Linked DNA regions of Homo sapiens: region 1 is linked to region 2. A link is an interaction called in ENCODE POLR2A ChIA-PET data of the cell type or tissue named here. Cell type or tissue: OCI-LY7. All regions are shown on one strand. Links, peaks and the distances in the headings refer to the core of each region. The heading gives the core; the rest is flanking DNA.

The links. Peaks named below come from ENCODE experiments on the same cell type or tissue, not always from the same donor. Only the 100,000 strongest peaks of a DNase experiment are listed, where the experiment ranks them.
Region 1: POLR2A ChIA-PET joins it to region 2 with 14 read pairs; 4 of 35 experiments call an interaction of 5 or more read pairs at or near these places.

The regions. Positions count from the first base shown.
Region 1 is chr22:37,159,385-37,164,559 of GRCh38, reverse strand. It overlaps a transcript of IL2RB not described here. Among named protein-coding and RNA genes, the nearest start is that of IL2RB-AS1, 4.8 kb to the left of the region's middle. In OCI-LY7, for the core only: no CTCF peak of the experiment used is centred there; a DNase peak (open chromatin) is centred at 2,929.
Region 2 is chr22:37,341,408-37,347,491 of GRCh38, reverse strand. It overlaps a transcript of ELFN2 not described here. Among named protein-coding and RNA genes, the nearest start is that of CYTH4, 62 kb to the right of the region's middle. In OCI-LY7, for the core only: no CTCF peak of the experiment used is centred there; no DNase peak of the experiment used is centred there.

The sequences.
Region 1 (5,175 bases), core at 1-5,000, 180 kb after region 2:
AGGCTTGGTGTGAGCTTCACAACTTAAACCACACATCTTGCAGCTTCCACCATCCCCCCTGCCCACCACCCCCACCACCCGGCCCCTCACCCCTCACTCCTGCCACACTGCTTCATGCAGGAACGGCACAGATGACTTCAGCCAGAGTGTCAGCAGCACCTCTGGGCTCAAACCACAGGCCTGAAGCCGCTGACCACATCCTCCCGATCAAAGCACCCCCGTGCCCCCTCCTCACTCTGCTCCCCTCCTCTGACCCCTTGTGCACTGGCCAGGTCTCTTCTGGGCCCTGACGCCTGGCTTAGGGAGGAGTGAGGCTGGGGTTCTCGGGTACTTTTGGAGAGGTGGAGGAGGTTGGGGGTGAAGTAGTGGGGCTGAGGGGCAGGGAGCGCAGAGGGAGAACCCTGTGTTGACAGGCTACATGGCTGACTGTTGCTTTCCGCTCTGCTCTGCAGGCCGCCTCTCCTCACGCACCCTCACGTGTGATACAGGTGATGGCCTCTGGGCTGTTTCCAGAGGTCCCATGTGCAACCCACAGAAATGGTGTGGGAACAGCAAAGCACCTTCGTGCATGAGCAGCAGCCATGGCACTCTCGGCCTGTGCTGCTGGCTGCCACCTGAGCTCCACTTTGGGGCCGTTTCTCACAGAGCAGCTCCACGCACTGAGGAATGAGCTGGTCTCAGTTTCCTCCAGCCTGGCCCAGTAAGAGGGTGACAAGCCTGGGGCCCTTCGTCCCCTGCTGCTTTCAGGTTTGCTCATGAGTTCCCGGAGGCCCATGAAATCAAGGTCACAGGCTCAAGCCCATGTGGGTGGTGGAGACGAGCATCCCTCTGCTCCACTCAGGTAGCAGCCCCGACCCTTCCTGGCTTTCCCCCGAATGGGGGGCCTCAGGGCGGGGGTATAAGGCATCCTCATGCCAGGAGCCCCTCCCAAGGGCTGAGAAGAGTCCCTCCTCCCTTGAGGGAGGCAAGGTGCCCAGTTTGGATTCCTCCAATCAGAGGATGACTTTCCTGGAAGAGCTTCTGGGATCATCCAACCCAAGCCAGTCCTTGCGGGGCATCTTTGGTTCCTGCTTGCTCAGTAGGCATCAGGCCTCCTGCTTCTAGAAGCGGCCCCCCCATTTCTCTTTGGGGTATCTACCTTCCTGCATTTGGTGAAGTCTTGGTTGAACTCTCAATCAAAGTACCCCACCCTTTCCAGCTGGAGGATGGGCATTTGACGTGATCTTAGCCAATGAGACTCTTTGAATTCTAATGAATGAAGCCAGCAAACAGCTGGAGGTTGGTGCCTCAAAGGGGTCTCTGCAGCTGGACCACACTCAGCTGCAGGTGCGGCTGGTCTGGAGTCTGCCCGTCCCTGAGGTCTGGGTCTTCAGCTCCCTCCAGAACCTGAGAACCACTCCAGATCCTCTAACTAGTTCTGTTTGGCTCAGGTTAGCTACAGCCTGTTCCTGCGGTCTGTAGCTCCAGAGCAGTGATGACTGCAGGGAGCGACCCTAGTGAGTTGGAGGCACTGCTGGGGCTCAAACTTAGGTCTCCAAACCCTCAGTCCAGTGCTCATGCCCCTGGGGAGAAGCCTCTGGCCTGGGGACAGGGGTGGGACTGAAATGAAGTGGAACCGAAGGGAAGAAATGAGTGTTCTCATCTCATGGTCTGGTGCTGGGGTGTGGGTGTTGGTGGTTTGGCTGCTGGGCAGAGTGTGAGGAGGTGTATAGAACTAGGCAGGCAGGGGTAGGATGCGGTCAATCAGACAGGTAGCCTTTGGCCCTCACAATCCCCTGCCTCTTCCCCAGTACCCCTGGCATGTGGTAGGATCTCTGATCTGGGGTAGAGGGGTGGGGTGGGGGTCAGGGATTTGGTAAACAGAGCCTGTGCCTGACCTGATTCAGACTAACCAGAATGGGTTTGTGACTCCGTGTGGTAGAGGCTTCACAGTGGGACTGTCTCTAACTCACTTTGAAAGTGAAACCAGCCACTCACCAAACATGGGGGCCCCTGCTGGTTCTGAAAGCTCTGGCAGCCTCTTTATTCACCAGTCACCCGAAGTATAAACCAGTTAGCAAGACAGCTTCAAGGTCAGCCAGCCAACTGGTGTGTGCGTGGGCCTCACCAGGCCTTCCAAGTGCGCATTTAGGTAGCCTTCCAGCAAGTCGGTGGGCTGTGAGCTCAGGGTCAGCTCTCCCCCATGTTTGGGTCACCTACCCCACCAGTACATTAGGCAGAGGAGGTTTTTATCAAAGACCTCCCGTACTGTCCTTGAGCATCCAATGCTCACACTGGCACCAGGGCCTGTGGTACAACACTGGTCCTACTCCAAGGCCCCGCAGACAGAAAACCGTGGGGGCGGGCACTCTTCCCCTCGCTGCCCTCTCACTCGATCGCCATCACCCAACGTGGTCAGTCATTGCTGTAATTAAAGACTATTTCAAATCTGAGATCTGTACTAAATATATGCATGCCCCTGTACTTGGCTAAGGCACCTGTGTCAGCCAGGAACTTCAGTTGCAAAAACTCTACTGGCTACTGTCATTAGAAAAGGAATCATTCAGGATATTCTGAAGCTCAGGAATCTCTGGCAGGACCCGCAAATCAGGCTTGGAGAAGCTTGGAGAAGCTTGGAGAGGCTTGGAGAATTGCTGCATCCTGGACACGATGTTCCGACACCACCCTCGCCAGCCTCCAGGTCTTGGAGTTGAGGCTTCTGATTGGGGAAGCCTAATCACACGCACACACTTCAGGACTGAGGTCTGGAGCTGAGGCTTCTGATTGGGTGAGCCTGGTCACATGATCATATTCCCAGCCTGTGGTCTGGAACCCAGGCTTCTGACTGGGGGAACCTGGTCACATGCCCTCCCAGTCAGCAGTCTGGAGCTGGCTTCTGATTGGGGGAGCCTGGTCACATGCTCACTTTCCCAGCCTGTGGTCTGGAACTGAGGCTTCTGATTGGGGGAACCTGGTCACATGCTCTCCCCGCCTGAGGTCTGGAGCTGAGGCTTCTGATTGAAGGAACCTGGTCACATGCTCACTTTCCCAGCCTGAGGTCTGGAATGGAGGCTTCTGATTGGGCAGCCTGGTCACATGCCTATGTCCCAGCTGCAAGGGAGGCTGGAAAAGCAGTTTCAGCTTACTGGTTAGGGTAGGAGACTCCTAAAAAAGGAGATAACTCCAACACAAGAAAGATTTGCAAAGATGCAGCGCACCCAGATGTAAACTAAATATCCAGGACAGCACCTGAGAAGAAACAGGGCTGGCAGAGGGTCCCTTTGTCAATGCCACCCTCAGCTGCACTCCTCCCTCTGAAAGTGGCGCTTCCTCACATATGGGCCGGCTGTGGTGGTGGAGTTTTGTTGCATGTTTAAGTTAGAATTAATGGCGAGTATTTTAAATGGGAGGTTTTCACGTTTTTTTGTTTTGGTTTCTTTGAGATGGAGTCTTGCCTGTGGCCCAGGCTGGAGTGCAGTGGCACGATCTTGGCTCACTGCAACCTCCACCTCCCGGGGTTCAAGCAGTTCTCCTGCCTCAGCCTCCCAAGTAGCTGGGACTAAAGGCATGTGCCACCATGCCCAGCTAATTTTGTATTTTTAGTAGAGATGGGGTTTCACCACGTTGGTCAGGCTGGTCTCAAACTGGTGACCTCAGGTGATCCACCTGCCTTGGCCTCCCAAAATGCTGGGATTACAGGTGTGAGCCACCGCATCCAGTCTTTTGTTTGTTTTTTTGAGACTGAGTCTCGCTCTGTCACCCAGTCTCGCTCTGTCACCACGATCTCACTGCAACCTCTGCTTCCCAGGCTCAAGCGATCCTCCCACCTTAGCCTCCCGAATAGCTGGGAATTACAGGCATGCACCACCATGCCCGGCTAAATTTTTTTTTTTTTTTTTTTGGCATAGACAGGGTTTCGGCATGTTGGCCAGGCTGGTCTCGAATTCCTGAGCTCAAGCAATCCACCCGCCTTGGCCTTTCACGTTTTTAAAAATACCAATTTTAGCTTCTTTTGCAAATTGAGTTTCCTGGTAGTATGGTGCAGACATCTCCATCTGCCATTTCTCCTGTAGCTGGAGTCTCCAATGTGCCATGGTCCCCACCTGTCCACCTGATGTAAATTCACTTCCTACCTGGCCCCCATGGGCATCTCAGTTCCCTGCCCAAACCCTCCCAGAAGGAGAGACTAGGCTTCCTTAGTGATCATGCTGCGTGGTACTGGTTCTGTTAGCCCCCACCTTCTCCTGTACCCACTGGGCCTGCCTGGAGAAAGAGCGAGGCCCCGCTGAATCTCATACACTCCAGTGATGCTCCCTTAGCCACGGATAAGCTGCCATCCCGCTGCTCCCCACAGGGAGCTGCCGTCACTGCATCAGCCAATCAGTGTCCTGGCCAGTCAGACACTGGGTTGTGTTGTGTTCTTAATCAGTAAGGGTGTGCCTGGTTACCTCTGGCCATGGATGTGAAGAGTCTTTGATGTTGGGAGGTCAACAGTAGGATATATTTTAGCTAACTGTTGATTGTCCAAAAATGCTATTTACTCAAGGAGGTCTTTACAATGCAGTGGCCCTCGCAATGTGCCCACAAACCTGTATACGCAGAAATGATATCAAGAGAATCATGTTTTAAACTTGGCTGGGAACAAGGCTGGGCACTATGTGAGCACACAGGTGGAGAAGGCTTTGGGCTGCAGATGCAGGGACCATGGGAATAACAACGGGTGGCCCCCACGCCAGCACCCCTGAGTGCCAACCAAAGTGGGGGGTCCTTCTCCATGAATCCTTGTCACTGGTCAGGCACTTTTGGGGGCTTTGCCCTAGTCCAGAACTTCCCTTCTGCAGGCTCAGTTCAGCCCCTTCGTTCTGGGGAGGGCTTCCTCTGCATCCTCACTGTGGCGTGTTTCAGGATCTGCCAAAATGCACCTGCCTCTGTCCCCTCGGCCTCACCTTGTTTAGATTCTTGAAGTGGTAATGGAACACAAATGCTAGGACTCCAAGAGGCAGAGACCAAGAGGCAGAGGTTTTACAGTTTCTCTCTATATATGTTGTAGGGCCAGGTGATACCCAGATCTAGCCTGCCTTGCTCCTTCCCCCTTCCTGAAATGGGCATCTTTCCCGCTCGGAGGAGTTCAGGGTCCCCTGTTCTCAGCGAGCCCAGGGTGGCCGCTTCTGGTGCCAGGCCTGACGGAGGGCATCG
Region 2 (6,084 bases), core at 598-5,597:
ATGGAATGCAGAGGTGCTTCCACGGCCAGAGGTGTGGGTGGTTCTGTCCGTGGTTTTGGATGTGATTATTGTCCAGCCAGGTAATCGGGAGCTTGTGAAGCTTCTTGAGCGAGGCAGTAATGTCTGACTATGAATACCTGCAGCTTCAGATTTGGAAAGGACCTTTGGAATAGCAGCAGAAGTCAAGCCCTCCAGGAAATAATGAAGATGGGAGGCCAGGCGTGGTGGCTCACACCTGTAATCCCAGCACGTTGGGAGGCCGAGGCGGGCGGATCACCTGAGGTCAGGAGTTCGAGACCAGCCTGGCCAACATGTTGAAACCCCCATCTCTACTAAAAATACAAAATTAGCTGGGCGTAATGGCGCACACCTGAAATCCCAGCTACTCGGGAGGCTGAGGCAGGAGAATCACTTGAACCGGGGGGGCAGAGGTTGCAGTGAGCTGAGATCATGCCATTGCACTCCAGCCTGGGCAGCAGGAGTAAAACTCCATCTCAAAAAAAAAAATAATAATGAAGATGGGGTTATTCCAAGAGCAAGATACATTAGGGTGTGGGACAGAGACAGAGAGCTGGGGGTGGAGAGAGTCCAGCCACGCCCTGTCTCTGCACTGCTGAGGGGACTGGGGGCTGGTGGCATCCACGGTGTTTCACTGAGGGCTGTGTGTGTGTATGTCTTGGTGTGTACAGTCTGCGTGCATGTGTGTGTTTTGCAACGTGTGTGTACGGTTGTGTGCTGCATGTGGTGTGCACATGTGTGTGTCATACAGGAGCCGTGCCTCTCCGTGTGCACCTGTTTTCTGCTGTCACACCAAGAGAATGAACACAGGCCCCTAGCTTCCAGCCAAGGGCAGAGGAATTCTTTATTTCCATGGCCTTCCCCAGTGATTAAGTCTCCAAACTTTTCCTCCACCATCATTTCTTCAAAATGAAAAACCAAATTGTATCTCCAAACTGCTTGGAAATCGATTTCTTTCAGAATGAACTTTTGCAGAAGCGGTTTCAAGGAGAAATAAGAGGAGGAAGACAGGAGGGGTGTGTAGGGTGGGGACAGAGCAGCTGCCAGGGCCACCCAGGGCCTGGGTTGGGAGGGAAGGAGGGGTGGGGTAGGAGGTGCTGGAGACTGGAGGGCACTCTGGACTCTGGGGCGGGGGAACCTGCTTCAGCCTCACCCCACCTGCTCCGGCCAGGGCCCTCAATGCCAGCCCTTCCTGGGGCCTGGTCTGGGAGGCTTGGGGAAGTGCCCAGTGTGCGCACAGGCCGGAGCTTCTCCAGGGCAGAACAATAATAGAGTTTCAACTATAAACCCAGGCGTGATGTGGCCGCCAAGTTTTGAGCCAGGCACTGGGCCAAGTGCTTTTCCCGAATTATCTCCCTTAATTCTCACATCAACCTCAAGCCGGTGTTATCATCCCGTCCTAATGACGAAGAAACCAAGCATCTGTGGCCCAGAGAGGTTAGTGAGCGTTTTTGAGAGGATGGTGGAGAGGATTCCAGGCGAGGGTGGATGGGAAGTGCTCAGAACCACATCTGGGGGTGGTTTGGGATCAGCAGATGTCAGGGCCAATGGGAAAAGAGGGAAACAGCAGACATAAACAATGGGACAAAGAAAACACTCCCTGCCAAGGGTAAAAGCAAGGAGGCCATGGCCGGGTGTGGTGGCTCATGCCTGTAATCCCAGCACTTTGGGAGGCTGAGGCAGGCAGACCATGAGGTCAGGAGATCAAGACCATCCTGGCCAATATCGTGAAACCCTGTCCCTACTAAAAATACAAAAATTAGCTGGGCGTGGTGGCACGCACCTCTAGTCCCAGCTACTCCGGAGGCTGAGGCAGGAGAATTGCTTGAACCTGGGAGGCAGAGGCTGCAGTGAGCTGAGATTGTGTCATTGCACTCCAGCCTGGGTGACAGAGTGAGACTTCGTCTCAAAAAAAAAAAAAAAAAAGACAACAACAAAAACAAAAAACAAGGAGGACATGGCCCTTTGCAGGGGAGCAGGTGTGCCTCAGGGCTGTGGAGCACCTACTGTGTGCCAGGGCGTTTGACTCCCTGGCAGGGGTTGTTATTAATGCATGTTATGCATAAGGAACTAAGGCTCAGAGAAGTGGAGCGACTTGCTGAGATCACACAGATAGGGAGAGAACCCAGATCATCCTGGGTCCAAAGCCTGTATACCACTTCCCAGCGTCACCTTGCAGAGCATCTGGGAAGGCTTCCTGGAGGAGGTGGCTTCTGAAGGTGATGGGGAGGGAGGGGCAGAAAGGAAACTGCACAATGACAGTTGAAGAGGAGAAAAGACTGGGGATGGCGAGGAGGAGGCCAGTGTGTCAGGATGAAAGGTGCTCACAGATTGGTGGGCCCAGAAGGGGGCACAGGAAGGTAGTGGGCCAAGTGGACATCTGTGATGGGGGCAGTGCCTGGTGCAGTGGGACCCAGAGGAGACAGGCTTGCTCTGCAGGGACTGACGGGAGCGTGGCCCCTCAGGGGCAGGTGCCTGGGCTGGCTCCCAGTGGGAGAGTGGTGCTGACAGCAGGGAAGAGAACGGGGAGGGCCCCCTGGCAGAGCAGGGGGGATTGTGCTCTGGGCATGGAGGCGGCATGGGATGATGATGCCCATTGGGGGAGCTCGCCCCTCAGCGCCCCCTGCGCACCTGAGGAGCAGGGTGAGAGCAGGCGTGGACGGGGATGGGGTGCCTGTGGCAGAGGGGATGCGCATGGTGGTGCCAGGACAGGAGAAGGAGTTTGCAGAGGTCAGCCTTCGAGGACCGCAGAGGTCAGCCATGCTGGGGATCAGGCTTCCCCTGAGGGCCACGTGCATGGAGTCTCTTGTGGAAGGGGGGTAGAGACAGTGTGGCCACAGTGGGTCACAGCATCCCCCTCCTCCTGCCACATCAGAGGCACCAGGATGAGGGCCGGGAGGAATGTGTTCCCAAGACTCGAGGCTGGCACTGGGCCAGGACCAGGAAGGCCACCTGTGTGGGGGCAGCAGGGGGGCCTCTGGGTGCCCTGAGCCTGGGTCTTGCTGCCCCTCCTGTCCACTCCCAGTGCCCTGTCCACCTGGCGCTGAGAGCCGGCGATGCTGGGGGTTTGGGATGGGGTCAGGGCTCCTGGGTGTATGTGCGCATGTAGATTTGTGTGTGAGTGTAGGAGATATCTGTGGGAGCAGTGTGTGTAGGACTTGTGTGAGTGTGGTGACTGGGCTGTGGGAGGGTTGGTGGCTGCCACCATTGCGTTGTAGGTGGGTGTGGGCAGGTGGGCATGGGCAGGTGGGTGTGGGCAGGGGGCATGGGCAGGTGTGCATGGGCAGGTGGGGTTGGGCACGGGGCATGGGTGGGGGCATGGGCAGGTGGGCATGGGCAGGTGGGCATGGGCAGGCGGGCATAGGCAGGGGGCCATGGGCAGGTGGGGTTGGGCAGGGGGCATGGGTGGGGGCATGGGCAGGTGGGCATGGGCAGGTGGGCGTGGGCAGGCGGGCATAGGCAGGGGGGCATGGGCAGGTGGGCGAGCAGTGCTGTAAGCCCTCGGCCCCTCCACCCACTGCCCTGTCCCACTCCCTCTTTGACAGCGGCCTGGCCTAAGGGATCCAGGGGGGTGTGAGGGGCATCAGGAGGAATAGCACTGGAGGAAACTGGGGAAGATGAGGGCCAGGAGGGTTGGGAGAGCTGGAGAGGGTGTGGGGAGGATTAGAAAGGGTTTGGGAGCTGGAGGGGCTAGATAGGGCTGGAGGGACTGAGGTGGGTGAACACTGGAGATGAGTTGGGGAGGCTGGGGTCCGGGGGGGGTGGGTCTGGGAGCCAAGGGGTGGGTGCCAGCCAAGACCGCTCTCTGCACTCCCTCCTGCTGGTGGCTGGCAGCCTGGTGGGTGTTGATCATCCTCACGGCTGAGCAGCGGGAGCACTGAGGAGGGAGCAAGACAGGCTCGGCTCACAGCAATGAGGGAAGCTGGCCAAGGTGGAGGCGGAGGAGGCGTGAAACCGACAGTGGAGCCCAGGCCGGGGGCTGAGAGAGAGACAGAAACCTCAGACTGGAGGCAGCCTGGAGTGGGAGAGGCGGGCATCGGCCAGCAGATGGGAACCCTCACAGCAGACCAAGAAATGGGAGGGTGTAGTGCCCATCTCTAGGTGGGGAAACTGAGGCTCAGGGAGGGCAGGTTGTTCCAAAGCCACCCATTCGGAGCCCAGGGGCATAGGGGCGGGGGAGCAGGGAGGAGCGGACCTGGGACACAGACCGTTGCAGCTGGGGCCCCCACCTGCCTCACTTATGGGATTCCTTGGCCAGAGGAAGGAGCTGGGCTGAGGTTCAGGAGCCTGCAGTTGAGTTTCTGCCTTCCAGTCGCCGCCCTGCTGTGGCCTCACTGTGTGTCCTCGGCAAGTTCCGGTCCCTCTGAGGGCCTCAGTCTCTCTGTGAAATTGAAGAGGCCTGGGACCAGACCATCTGCCATATTCCTTTCTGTTTCTGTGACTTGAGCCCCATGGCACCCACTCTGCCAGCATTCATGGGGTGCCGAGTGGGCCCAGGTAAGCTGTCCCTTAGCTGCTGTGTGACCTTGGGCAAGGCTCTCAGGCTCTCTGAGCTACCATTTCTCCATCTTCCAATGAATGGGGGCTTGAAACAGATCTACCTGTCTGGGCCTGGCCCTGGGTAGCCCTGCCCCTTCCCTCCCCTCCCCGCTTCCCTTTCCTGTGCCCACCCCCCCACCCACACCTTGCTCCCCAGCTCTTGAAGCTGAGCCTCCTCAGGGGCCCACAGACTGGCTCTGATGAAAGGTTCATTTTCCTTTCTTTGTGCAGGTGACAAATTCTACCGCCAGTAATCACTTGTGAAAAATCAACAGTGAAGCCCAGTGGCTCCCGGTCCCCCGGAGAAATCTGAGTGGATTTCCAGAAGAACAAGGTGGAAAAACCCAGGGGCAGCAGTGGGACCCAGGAGTGGGGGGGACCTGGGAGGGAGGACTTCGCTCAGCAGAGCACAGGACCGGGCTGCACCTCGGGGGAGGGCCCCACTGCACCCCACTCCTCCCATTGCATCGTGGAGCTTTTGCACAGGATGATCCCTCTGCCTGGAATGGCCCTCCTTCTCCCCCTCCTCTGCAAGAGGACAGGGGGTGGGCAGGAGACACTGGGGAACAGGTGCTGCTAGAGGGAGGCTAGAGAAAGGGCAATAATGGGAGAAAGGGGCAGACGGGCCTATTCTGGAGGGCTGAAATGCTGGGGAGGAGCTGGATCATTTGCAGGACAATAGGGAGCCATGGAAGGTTTTTGAGCAGGGGATGGATATGTGGAAAGCTCTGCTTCACTCCGCTTCTCCGTGCCTCTTCAAGTCTTCAGGGGAAGACTTGCTCGGTCTCCAGGGACCCAAGTCCTCATCCGGTCTTTGGGGAGGGGTGTAAAGAATGCATGGAGGTGTGGCGGTTGTTGGGAGGCAAGGGGACAGGTTGGGGTGACTAACACAGATGGCAGGCCACCCCTGTGCCTGTCTAATGTCAGGGTCAGGGCTCCTACAGGGCAGTGCAAGTGATGAGTGGGTGAGCCAGGCTTGGAACCCAGGTCTGTCTGACCAGAGGGCCCCAGCAGGAGGAGGATCCTGGTAGCGACCTGCCTGTGGGGAGAATTCCCCTAAATTATCTCATTTGTGCCTCTTCCTCATTCTGAGGAGGGGCTCTGTCCTCACTGACCCATTTTGCAGATGAGGAAACCAAGGTTCAGAATTGTCAGGGGTTTGAGTTCACCAACGAAACCAGTATTTCTGGCTTCTGAACCAGTGCTTGGTACATGGCAGGTGCTTAACGAAGGGATGGGAGTCAGGCTTTGAGGATTTGGACTCTAGAATGAGTCCTCTCCAAATAGCACCCAAGAGATTTCTCTGAGATGGGGCTGTTCTCAGACAGTGTGAAAATCCCAGAAATAGAACCATCCGGGAAACCTTCAACCACGTTGGAAATATGGCCCAGTGAGGGAAAGTGGCTTGCCCAGGGCCGCACAGCACACCAGTGACAGAGCAGGGACAAGGACCCAGTGCTTTAGACCTTCCCTCCTCTAGACCCAGGCGGGTGAGCACAGTGGGCTTGGCCCAGAGCTGGAGAGGAA